Linked DNA regions of Homo sapiens: region 1 is linked to region 2. The links are chromatin contacts, found by Hi-C in ENCODE. All regions are on one chromosome and are shown on one strand. Each heading gives the region's core, a stretch centred on a gene start or an enhancer-like site at or near the end of the contact. The rest is flanking DNA. Distances are from core to core; before and after follow the strand shown.

Region 1 (6,444 bases), core at 3,945-6,444, 3.6 Mb after region 2:
CACTCCAACTTGGATGACAGAAATGTAACCAGGCACCCCCATTTTTTAAGAGAATGAGTTATTTTTTAAATTTCATTATTCTTTTCTCTTTTCTCCTTTTCCCCTGTTCCCCACTTCCTACTTAGCTCTTTAGAAATGCCATTATAACGTTTTACCTTCCCTTCACCAGATACTCTCTACAGGGCAAGCTTATCTAACTATGTGCTTAAAAGCTCCAGAGTGGAAATTTCTCCCACCAGGAGCCTGCCTCAAGAGACAACAGTCAATTTACAACCATGGGGTGTCTCCTACAAAACACTCTCTCACCTGGAGAGTATCTGGAGACAAGCGCCATTTTTACAACTTAATTCTGCCCATGAAGCACCAGCTCAACCATCTGGTAGTTAAGGCACTGAAGCAAGTCACATAGGCCCCTACTTGCCTGGCCCCTACTTGCCTGCCCCCTCCCATGCATGCCATTCATGCCACATCCCCCTTTAAAAGCCCCAGCTTTCTGCCCCAGAAGTGAAGTGGTACCTTAAGGCAGGAAGCCTATACTTCTTCCCTTAAGCTAGCTAGCTTTGGAATAAAAAGTCCTTTTTTTTTTTCTTTTTTTTCTGAGACAGAGTCTTGCTTCTTCACCCAGGCTGGAGAGCAATGGTGCGATCTTGGCTCACTGCAACCTCCGCCTCCCAGGTTCAAGCAATTCTCCTGCCTCAGCCTCCCAAGTAGGTGGGATTACAGGCATGTGCCAGCACGCCTGGCTAGTTTTTGTGTATTTAGTAGAGACAGGGTTTCACCGTGTTGACCAGGCTGCTCTCAAACTCCTGACTTCAGGTGATCCACCGGCCTTGGCCTCCCAAAGTGCTGGGATTACAGGCGTGAGCCACTGCACCCGGCCAAAGTTTACTTTTTTTATACCAGACCTCATTCTTGTTATTGGACTCTGCAAGAAGGGAGCACCAAACCTGCAACTCAGGGTTTTCTTTTTTTTACTTTTTATTTTTCTTTTTTGAGACAGGATCTCACTCTGTCACCCAGGCTGGAGTGCAGTGATGCAATCATGGCTTACTGCAGCCTCAACCTCCTGGTCTCAAACAATCCTCCCACCTCAGCCTCCCAAGTAGCTGGTGTTATGGGATCTTTGAGGTGTCGATTTTCTGGCCAGAAACCTCTGTGGCAGGTGGCACCTTTGCCCGAGTTCTTGTCCTGAGTCCAGGACGAATGGGGAACACAGACAAGTGAAGGGTGAACAAGCTGAAGATAAACTTTATTAAGTGTTAGAACAGCTCAGAGAAGACCCACAGTGGGTAGCTCCTCTCTGTAGGTAGGTCGGCCAATCGAGTGTTCAGCTGTCAGCAGACAGGAGGCCCTAGAGAGGGTGGCTCCTCTCTGCTGGCAAGTCGTAGTATCATCTCCAGCTATCAGCAGAGGAGAGCTGCTCTCTGCAGCTGATCCTCCCATAGTCTCAACATCCTCTGCGTCCTCTGCCCTGCTCTGGCCATCCTCTCTCGTGCTCTGGCTGAGACCGGGCTTTTATGGACCTCAGAGGGGAGGAAGTACATGCCGATTGGTCCATGGGTGGCCATTGGCAGCCCAGAAGAGGTACCACGAGTCCCTACTCCCAACCTCGGAACTGGGAGCTGGCCCCCAGCTTTCAGGCCCTCCCTGGTCTGAAGGTCAGGCCTTACTGGGGAACCGCAGCCCAGGAATCTATTTGCCTCCTGATGCCATTCATGGCCCTGGCGCTCATCCCCAAGCCCGCTCCAAGATCTGAGCAGGTTCCAAGAGAGGAGAGAAGTCAGGCAGCAGAAGCAGACAGCCCTGAGTGACAGAGTTGTGGGGGCCCTTCCCGGGCCCCTGAGGGCACAGGCTATATAGATGGCCCAGTCCTGCACCTGAGAGGGCAGCCACAGCTGCACCCTGGGAGTTCCCACCCCGCCAACTTGGGAGGGGCAGGGATCCCACTTGTCCCCAGCTCCTGCCTGCTCTGCGGAGCAGGAGGCCCAGGTCTGCAGCCACTGGTCGGGCGGCTGCAGCTGCACCTGGGAGGGCAGATCCTGCCTGCTCCCGCCACTCCCACCAAGAGCACAGGGAGCCCCAGATCCACAGCTGCAGTTTGGGTGGCTGCTGCCTGCTCTGTAAAGCAGGAGGCCTGGGTCTGCAGCTGCAGTTTGGGTGACTGCAGCAGTACCCCGGGAGCTCCTGCCCCAACTCAGAAGGGGCAGGGCTCCCACTGGCTCCATGGAGCATGCAGCCCCAGCTGTGCCTCCTTGCTGTAGCTGGCATGATGGCAGCAGCTGCTGCCATCACTGGGACCACAGGTGCATACCACCATGCCCAGCTAATTTTTTTATTTGTAGAGACAAGATTTTGCTGTTTTCCAGGTCGGCCTCAAACTCCTGGGCTCAAGTGATCCTCCTGCCTTGGCCTCCCAAAGTGCTGGCCTCTCAAAGGAGGGCAAAGTGGATTTAGGCCGAGCCACGGAGCCCACCCTAAATCTGTCTCTTTTTAAAAATGGCAAATTTTGTGTTATGTATATTTTACTATAATAAAAATTATGGAAGGATTTTTTCTTTTAAAGTTAGTGGTTAGAAACAATCTTTTACTAAGCTCACAAATTCTGGGGGTCAGAAATTTGGGCAGGGCACAGTGGGGATGTCTTGTCTCTGTTCCATGATGGCTGGGTCTCAGCTGAGCAAGCTCAAACGCTGGGAGTGAATCAATGTCTGGGAGCTGGATTCACCTAAAGGCACTTTCATTTACAGGTCTGGGTTAACTCAAAAACTACAACTGTCTACTGGAGTACCACATGTGGTCTCTCCATGTGGTTTGGTTTCCTAACAGCATAGTGGACTCAGGGTAGCTGATATGGTTTGGGATCTGTGTCCTTACCCAAATCTCACCTTGAATTGTCATAATCCCCATGTGTTATAGGAGGGACCCAGTGAGAGGTAATTGAATCATACGGGCGGCGTTTTCCTGTGCTTTTCTCATGATAATAAGTCTCATGAGATCTGATGGTTTTATTAATTAATTAATTTATTTTTATTTATTTTTATTTTTTGAGACAGAGTCTTGATCTGTTGCCCGGGCTGGAGTGCAGCAGTGCGATTTCGGCTTACTGCAACCTCCGCCTCCTGGGTTCAGGTGATTCTCCTGCCTCAGCCTCCCAAGTAGCTGAGACTACAGGTATGCACCACCATGCCCGGCTAAGTTTTATATTTTTAGTAGAGACGGGGTTTCACTACGTTGGCCAGGCTTGTCTAGAACTCCTGACCTTGTAATCCAACTGCCTCGGCCTCCCAAAGTGCTGGGATTACAGGCATGAGCCACTGCACCCAGCTGAGATCTGATAGTTTTATAAAGGGGAGTTCCCCTGCACATGCTCTCTTCTTGCCTGCTGCCATGTAAGACATGCCTTTCTTCTCTTTTGCCTTCTGCAGTGATTGTGAGGCTTCCCCAGCCAACTGAAACTGTGAGTCCATTAAACCTCTTTTTCTTTATAAATTATCATGTCTTGGGTATGTCTTTATTAGCAGTGTGAGAACAGACTACCACAGTAGCCAAACTTTATATGGTGGCTCAGGGCTCCAAACATTAGTGTTCTACTGGTGGGCAGTGGGGGAGTGGGTGGGGGGTGTGGAAGTGGAGAAGTGGGTGTGGTGGTGGGGAAGCAAAACCTGCATCCTATTTATGACTTAACCTTGGAAACATCATTTCTGTCATACTTTATTGGCCAAAGCAGACCTACAACTACCCAGATTCAAGTTGGTGGGGGCGGGGGGGGGTGCTTTGATGGAGGAATATCAAGATCACGTTGCAGACAAACATGTGTGAAGGACTCTATTGTTGCAGCCATCCTTGAAAAATATTATCTGCCATATGGTCTTTCTAAAATGGGTTAAAAGCAAAGAAACCACAGAAGAATCATCTTACAGAAACAGAGCAGGGGGAGAAGTCTTAATGGACAAATAATCTGCCTACACAAACAATGAGCAATTTACTTCTGGGAGGATCTCTCCTCAGGCAGGGAGATTGCCAAGCGCATTAGGCTGAGTAGAGTTGGTGACAGAACTCATAGTTGTATCAGCTCCTCTGTGTGTGATCTGAGTAGGAAAGTATTTGACTACTGGGGACTCTAGCTTCATCTTTAAAACAAAGTGTTGTGAGAACCAAGTAAAATACTGTATAGAAAGATAAATGTGTTGCAAAAAGGTCCCCGAATAGAGCCCACAGGTGGACACCCCCCGTTTGACAATGCCACTGGGAAAGACCATGTGTACTGCCAGTTTATCCTTGCCACTGTTTCCCCATAGCAGCCACCTTCCTGTTTCTTTTGCTTGCCTCTCTCAGAGGTAGATGCATTGAGGGTAAATGACCAGGACAGGGCCACACAGCCAAGAGATCAAAACCCAGATTTTTCTGGGATGCTAGTTTGAGATTTTCCATTCTACAAACGTCCAGCCACTCACGAGTTCTAACAGATGACTGATCTTAGCTGAGAAGCATGACATAGATACAAGGGAGTCACACTGCCCGGGTTCATATCCCAGCTGCACCGCTTACTAGCAGTGTGACCTTTGGAAGGATCGCTGTTTTCCCAGGTGTAAAACGGAAATAAGACCTCCCACAAAGGGGTAAGTAATCACGTGATACGGCACTCAAAACAGCGCCTTCAACATAAGTAAGCCCTTTGTGTTTGCCAAGACTAAATCACTACTGCATAGTTAGTATATAATTGGTGCTAAATGTTTTTTTCTCACTTTTTTTTTTGGTGCTAAATGTTTTAAGGTGAGAAAGTAACATTTAGGGATGTAATGAGATGTAATGGTGGGATCTCCGTGAAACGACAAATTCATTTTGGAGAAAGCTTTTTAAAAAACGCAAACCACAAACCTCTGCCATTTGTCAGCTTGAAGTCTACGGAACTGCAAGCAAAATAAAGATTGGTGAAACTTTGCTTCTGACTGACCCCTACAGTCCCAAATATTTTCTTGGCCTTTACAAAGCCCGCAGGCATCGTCACATGCAGTCCTGAAAAGCCTTTTCTCTATACTTCACACAGCCCAGACCAGCCCACGTGGATTCCTCGCCCGGCTGCTTCCGCTTCCATTTTGTCCCCTCCTATTTCTCATTCGGCGCCTCAGAATGACGTCTGAAATGAGCGCCGACGCTGCCCAAACAGGAGCCTGCGCATGCGCTCTGCCCTGGCAGCGGCCCTGTGCAGATCCCTGAGCGTGTGGCAGCAGTGCGGTCGTGGTCCCTCCCTATGCAGCCTGGTTTCTAGCGTGACACGCCCTTGACTTGAGGACCATGAACCGCAGCCGCCAGGTGACGTGCGTGGCCTGGGTCCGCTGCGGCGTGGCCAAAGAGACACCAGACAAGGTGAGGCCTGGTCGCTGGGAGACAAGGGGAGCAGCGTCTTTACGGCACTGGGGGTCCGCCCAGCTGGGGGAACGTGGACCCGGAACTCGGGGCGTTGGCTGGTGCGACTGGCTGGGGTGAGGGCGGCTTTGCCCGGATTGTCGCGACTAGAGCTGCAGTTCAGAAGGTCTGGTTCGCCTGAGCCTGGAGAGTCAAGGGCCGCGCCTTCTCACTGTTCCCACCCTCAAGCCCAACCCCACTCCCAAATTCGCACGCACATGGACTTAGCGGGCCGGAAAGGGGTGGGCTGCTGTTTTTGGTGGGTAATACCCCAAAAGGCTTTTTGACAACACCACTAGCTTCACTAGCACCCAAGTGCATTTTCAAGCATAACTGGGAAGAGAGCATGAAAACTCCACTTTCCACTCTTGTGCTCCGTGTCTGAAGGAGTGAGGATGAATGTGGTGTAGAAAAACTGGTGTGGAGGCTAAGATGTCGTGAGGCTGGGAGATGAATAGGGAATTTCTTGCAGTAATCCAAGTGAGATGTTGATGGTAGCAGGGAGGATGAGAGGTAAATGTCTAACACATGAAAAACCTACAAGAGTTGGAGACTGAGACTGTAGCAGAGGTGACGATTACTTAAGTAATTTCCTCATTGGATACTAAGTGCTTTCTGTAGGCCAGGCATTGTTCAGGGTCCTGGGATAGGCATGAACAAAATAGAAAAAGTCCCGCCGGGCGCGGTGGCTCACGCCTGTAATCCCAGCACTTTGGGAGGCCAAGGCGGGCGGATCACGAGGTCAGGAGATCGAGAGCATCCTGGCTAACACGGTGAAACCCCGTCTCTACTAAAAATACAAAAAATTAGCCGGGTGTGGTGGTGGATGCCTGTAGTCCCAGCTACTCGGGAGGCTGAGGCAGGAGAATGGCGTGAACCCGGGAGGCGGAGCTTGCAGTGAGCCGAGATCGCACAGCTGCACTCCAGCCTGGGCGGGCAACAGAGTGAGACTCCGTCTCAAAAAAAAAAAAAAAAAAAAAAAAAAAAAAATAGAAAAAGACCCTGCCTTTATGGAGTCGACATGTGCACATATAGTAT
Region 2 (5,994 bases), core at 674-3,173:
TTTTCTTCCACTGGACTTGTATCTCTTATTTATCTCTCTTTAATAAAAATAGAGATGGGATCTCACCATCTTGACCGAGCTGGTCTCAAACTCCTGGGATCAGTGGATCCTTCTGTCTCAGCCTCCAAAAGTGCTGGGATTACAGGTGTGAGTCACCATGCCCAGTCCTTTTTCAATTAAAATTTTAAAAAATAACTTGTATTGTGGATATTTAAGATATACAATATGAAGTTGATATCATATAGACCAGGGGTCCCCAGTCCCCAGCAACCAGTCCTCGGCCTGTTCGGAACCCCCATGACCTTCCTGAGCTCTGCCTCCTGTCAGATCAACCGCGCATTAGATTCTCATAGGAGCTCGAACCCTACTGTGAACTGCCCATAGGAGGGATCTAAATTGTGTACTCCCTATGAGAATCTTATGCCTGATGATCTGAGGTGGAACAGTTTCATGCCAAAACCATAGCCCCCATCCCCTTGCCAAGTCCATACCACCCACTCCCCTGCCAAGTCCGTGGAAAAATTGTCTTCCATGAAACCGGTCCCTAGTGCCAAAAAGGTTGGGGACAGCTGAAACAGGCAGTCACAAGGTTACTATAGTGAAGCATATTAACATATCCATCATCTCATATAGTTACCACCAACCCTTTTTGTGTCTCTGTGGCAAGAGTGGCTAAAATCTACTCATTTGGCATGAATCCCATATGCAGTGCAGTTTTATTCCTAATGGACTTGTGTGATTATGTGTAGGACCAAATCACAGGGCAGCTAGGCCTTATTAAGTGTTGCATTGGCTGGGTGCGGTGGCTCATGCCTGTAGTTCCAGCACTTTGGGAGGCCAAGGCAGGAGGATCACTGGAGCCCAGGAGCTCGAGCTTGCAGTGAGCTCTGATCGCGCCACTGCATTCCGGCAACAGAGCCAGACCCTATCTAAAATAAATAAATAAAAATAAAGAGTTGCGTATGACTGCTACCAGAGGCAGTATGGTATAATGGTTGGATATGACTGCTATCAGAGGCAGTATGGTATATGATATAAGGGCTTGGGGGTTCTGGAATCAGAAGCCCTGTGTTGGAATCCTGGCCCCAGTCTTTTTTTTCAACACCTCTCCTTTGTGTCCATCAGAAAATTACCTTACTGCACTGTGCCTCATTTCCCCGTCCATGAAAGGGAGATAACAGGAGCCACCACACTGGATTGCTGGATGGATTACATGAGTTAATACACATGAGGCACTTAGGGCATGCCAGGCTGTGGACAGCCCTCACTTGTTAGCTAGCAATGAAACAGAAACCTAGAAAACCATCTCTCCTCTGCTTAAGCCAAACAAACCAAAAATACCTCTTGTGGCTCACGGTTCCCAAGCTTCCTGGCATGGCTCCGCACAAAGCTGCCTTCGGTTCGCCCGGCAGGCTTTGTAGCGACCTTCCCTGCCCGGGTCCCAGTCACGGTCGGGAGCAGCCGCCGTGGCCCGGGCTCGCGAGGCAGGCTCCCGCCCGCACCCTCCCGTGCGAGGTCCCCGCCCTGCGCTCCCAGCTCTTCGAACCTCTACCCGAGCTTCTCTCACGTTGCTTGTGAGACTGCCTCGCCCACACATCCTAGATGCTCAATTAAAGTGGACGTAAAGGAAGATGCTGTGGCTTCTTCCCAAAATACCGAACGGGAGGCTCTGGGTGGGGATGGGAGACGTGGTCAGTGGGAAGCGTCCTTCCACCCTAAGGTGCGTTGCTCCGGGTGGCCGCTGGCCAAGTCGCCTGGGGTGGGGGCGGGGCTCCCCTGTCAGGACCCCCCTTCCCCAGCGTCTCTCCACTGCCCGCGGGCCTCCAGCCTGGCCGCCGGCGCCCGCGGCCACGTGACCCCAGCACAGCTGGAGGCGGGTCCCCGCCCTCCCCAGGGAGCAGCCGGTTGAGGCGGGAGCGGTGCATTGTGGGCAGAGGGGCGGGGGTTGGGAAGATGGCGGCTCCCAGCCTCCTCAACTGGAGGCGAGTTTCTTCCTTCACGGGGCCGGTCCCCCGCGCCCGGCACGGACACCGAGCGGTGGCCATCCGGGAGCTGATGATCATCTTTGGAGGGGGAAATGAGGGCATCGCGGATGAGCTGCACGTCTACAACACGGGTAGGCGCGGCGGCGGCTCGTCGGCCCCGCCTGCTGGAGCTGCGGAGGGGGAGGGGAGGCGAGGCGGCGGCCGCGGCCCTGACAGCTGTCACCGCCCGGTCACTGCTTCCTTGGGCGGGCGGCGGGGAGCGCGGCTCAGCCGGGCAGCCCGGGTCCGGCAGCTCTGTCCCGGACCGCAGCTCAGGATCTCCGGGGCCCTTGGGGCGCAACGGACCCCGAGCGGGGCGCACCGGCCTTCAGGCGGGGGATCCCGGACGCCCCCACCCCAGCCCGACAGGCGGACGCAGGCGACAGAAGACCATGTCCAACCGCCTGGGCCACTCCCCGAAATCTCGCCTCTGTCAAAAAACAAAACCCACTCCAAACCAAAGTTCCTTAGGGCCTTTCCCGTCTTTGCCTGCCTTCCTTCCTTAGGAGGAAGACCATCTAGGGGGTGAGGAGGGAAAACGAGAGGCCTTCTGGCACTCTCGCCTCAAATACAACCCGGTGTTTGGCAGGTAACGGTCAAGAGCCCCTCCGTGAGCCGCGCTCTAAAGCGGCGGGGACGTGGTGAGGCGGCCTTGTGTCTGCATACTCGGTGTGGACGCCCTTCTGGACTGGCCCTCGGAAAGAGGACTGTCATAACTTGAGCACCACTGCAGATCACAAGTGCCCCTGGGCAGGGAGCCCCTATCTTTGAGGACCTCTGTGGAATAGAAAGGAAACTGGATTTAATTTTTTTTTCCCCTTGTAAATGCTCAGGCTGTCACAAGAAATCTGTTTGGTGTAAAGACAGTGATGGAATTTTGGGTCTACTTCATGACCGATAACTTTTCTTTGATCAAACAACTTAATCACAGGAATAATTTGAAGGTTAACAAAATAGTGGAGTCTGAGAAGTTTTATTTTTTTCACCCTCTCCTCCTCCCAGCGCCCCAGCATATGAAGGTAAAAAGTTACTGACACTTTGGTCTTAGTGTAAAATCCCTGGCTTTGGAACAAATTAGACCTGATTTGAATCTTGCTCTGCCGGTTGCCCAGGATCAGCGCTAAAGTTACCAAACCTTTTTAAGCCTCACAATTTTCAGTTGTAAAATAGAGATTTTTATACTCACCCAGCAGGGCGTTTTGTAAGAATTAAATGATACAGATCAGGGTTTTTCAACAGCAGCACTCTCGACCTTTTGGGCCAGGTAATTCTTTGTTGAGGTTGGGGGAAGCTGCCCTGTATTGCCCTGTACATTGTAAGATGTTTGGCAGCATCCCTGCCTCTACCTACTAGATGCCAGTAACAGCCCCCTCCAGTTGTGACAACTAAAAATGTCACCAGACATTACCAAATGTCTTCTGGGGGGCAGAATCATCCCCAGTTGAGACCCACTGATATTGATGATATATATTTGCTGATAGTATATGATAACCGTTGTTTGTTATAATCGGTTTTCATTTTATTTTGGCAACTAGCTACGAATCAGTGGTTTCTGCCAGCTGTTAGAGGAGATATCCCTCCAGGCTGTGCTGCCCATGGATTTGTCTGTGATGGTACCAGAATATTAGTATTTGGGGGAATGGTTGAATATGGAAGATACAGCAATGAGTTATATGAGTTACAAGTAAGTGTATTTAATATTGTTTCATTCTGAGGCTTTAATAATGATATTGTTCATAATTTTTCAAAAGATTGCAACATTACTAACATTGTTTAACACATTTTAATATTATTCAAGTAATGTATTATTCAAGTAAACTATTATTCAAGTAATATTATTCAAGTAATGTAAACTTCACATTTTATAGCTTTATAGAAAATGTTTCCACTTCACTTAAAACCCAAAGTTTCCTGGCAAGTCTTTTTCCCATACCCAGTGCAACATTTATAACATCAAGATATCTGTTACGTAGCATCAGTTGTACATGTTATATATTTAGGTTTTTGTATCTTAATGCAGTAGAAACTTTAGCCTGCAACAGGAGCGCCTGGAGAACCTGTGAAAACACAGATTGCTGGGTCCTACCCAGAGAGTTTCTGAGTCAGAGGAAGGCCATGAGCATTTGCATTTCTACCAGGTTCCCAGCTGCTGATGCTCCTGGTTTGTTTGTTTAGAGACAGAGTCTTGCTCTGTCACCCAGGCTGGACTGCAGCCGCGCAATCTCGGCTCACTGCAACCTCCGTCTCCTGGGTTCAAGCAATTCTCCTGCCTCAGCCTCCTGAGTAGCTGTGACTACAGGCACGCGCCACCATGCCCAGCTAATTTTTGTATTTTTAGTAGAGACGGGTTTTCACCATGTTGGCCAGGCTGGTCTTGAACTCCTGACCTCAGGTGATCCACCCACCTGGGCCTCCCAAAGTGCTGGGATTAGCCGACGTGAGCCACCGTGCTGTGCCGCAAATTCTTAAGTATTAAGTACTGCAGGACTCACAGAGGGATAGTTGGCATTGGTATCAACTGACATATTCACAACTTTGAATAAAACTTTCCACATTTGGAAAATCACCATGCCTGGCCCCTAGGCTATACTTTGAAAACCACTGCTTTAGTGTTTTAGAAATTGTTACCCTCATACTAATATTTACTACACCCCCCACCTTGACAATACATACAAAAGAGGAGTAACAGTTTCCCATAACCTTTCTAAATTTGAGTCTTATTAAACCAGACTCATAGCCCTTGTTGACTTTTCTTCCTGATCTGTGCCTTATCCCTAGGGCGGTGATCATGCGGGTATCTGCTAATTGGCAGATGTGAGTGGTTATACCTATTTACAAGCAACTCATTGCAAAAATAATTTTAGCTAAAGAAAACATCCATGGCCAGAGAATAAGTTTTGGAATTTGATATGTTAAATGAGCTTTATGTTTACCTTTAAAAGGTTAAAATATTTACCATTCATGGATTACCTTTTTTCAGAAAGTAAGAATATATAAATTACATTTAATCTTGAAGCTATGTATAATACTTTATTTTTCATTTGGAAACTACTTTAGAACAGTTAGTGTTTATTATTATATGCTGAGTTTGCCATGGAAATCTGTGAATATGGAAGAGTAACTTGAATGTCTACTGGAACATATATTTTAATTCCAGAAGTTAGCTGGTTATTTGTCATTTGTCCCAAAAGTAGTTTTTTAGTGCCTTCTGATGGGATTTAGATTAAAATGTATTGATATGATGTTGCACTATTGACAATATAGGAGTGCTTTCTTGATTTTGTCTGACTGTATTTGTGCCCTTTTTTTTTTTAGGCAAGTCGTTGGTTATGGAAAAAAGTGAAACCCCATCCCCCTCCTTCTGGTTTACCTCCTTGTCCTCGGCTTGGACATAGCTTCTCTTTATATGGTAACAAATGCTATTTGTTTGGTGGCCTGGCAAACGAAAGCGAAGATTCAAACAATAATGTTCCCAGGTATGCTGACTCTTTCAGACCAAATGCTTATTTTATGATTTAGAGTAGGAACATTTTATTTTTTCCATCTTTAATTTTTAAAAGGGATGATGCTTAGCTTTTTGCATTTCAACCTAACAGTGGACAGATTTGTGTGTGTTTGTGTTTTCCTTAGTACCTGGAGCATACTTGTTTTCAAAACTGTGTCTTTTCTTCAGAAAGCATTGGAGCTAAAAACAAAAAAACTGTGTCTTTCTAATGAGAAATCATCTTATTAAATTAATATTAATGTAACTGCTTGTATCAATATATTTGTATATATTGAGCCATAATGCATTTTAGCTGCCTCATAAATGATAATGAAAAGTAACAGATGGTTATTTTAAAATTAGATTTCTCTGGGAATTTGGCGACAAAACTCTGACTATAAAATGAAAGCTATCATTTCCATGTTTTATACAGGAAGCTATTAGAGTAGTTCACGCTAGCATATACTTTTACAATCAATTATTTCC

The links. Hi-C counts contacts between places; a loop is a spot of excess contacts on that map. Pooled maps may share reads with other maps.
Region 1: a pooled map shows a loop between it and region 2 (14-fold over the local background). The contact joins the promoter of PWP1 here to the promoter of HCFC2 in region 2. A Hi-C loop is called at or near these places in 4 of 50 pooled maps.

The regions. Positions count from the first base shown.
Region 1 is chr12:107,680,605-107,687,048 of GRCh38, forward strand. PWP1 (PWP1 homolog, endonuclein) reads left to right here and starts at 5,195. Exons shown (of 15, transcript NM_007062.3): 1 at 5,195-5,367. The coding sequence starts at 5,296. RefSeq lists a silencer at 2,317-2,574 and enhancers at 5,004-5,263, 5,484-5,533.
Region 2 is chr12:104,062,608-104,068,601 of GRCh38, forward strand. HCFC2 (host cell factor C2) reads left to right here and starts at 1,924. Exons shown (of 15, transcript NM_013320.3): 1 at 1,924-2,116; 2 at 3,560-3,708; 3 at 5,340-5,500. The coding sequence starts at 1,954. It also overlaps a transcript of GLT8D2 not described here. RefSeq lists an enhancer at 1-127, a cis regulatory region at 43 and silencers at 1,451-1,610, 1,620-1,789, 1,771-1,940, 2,161-2,300.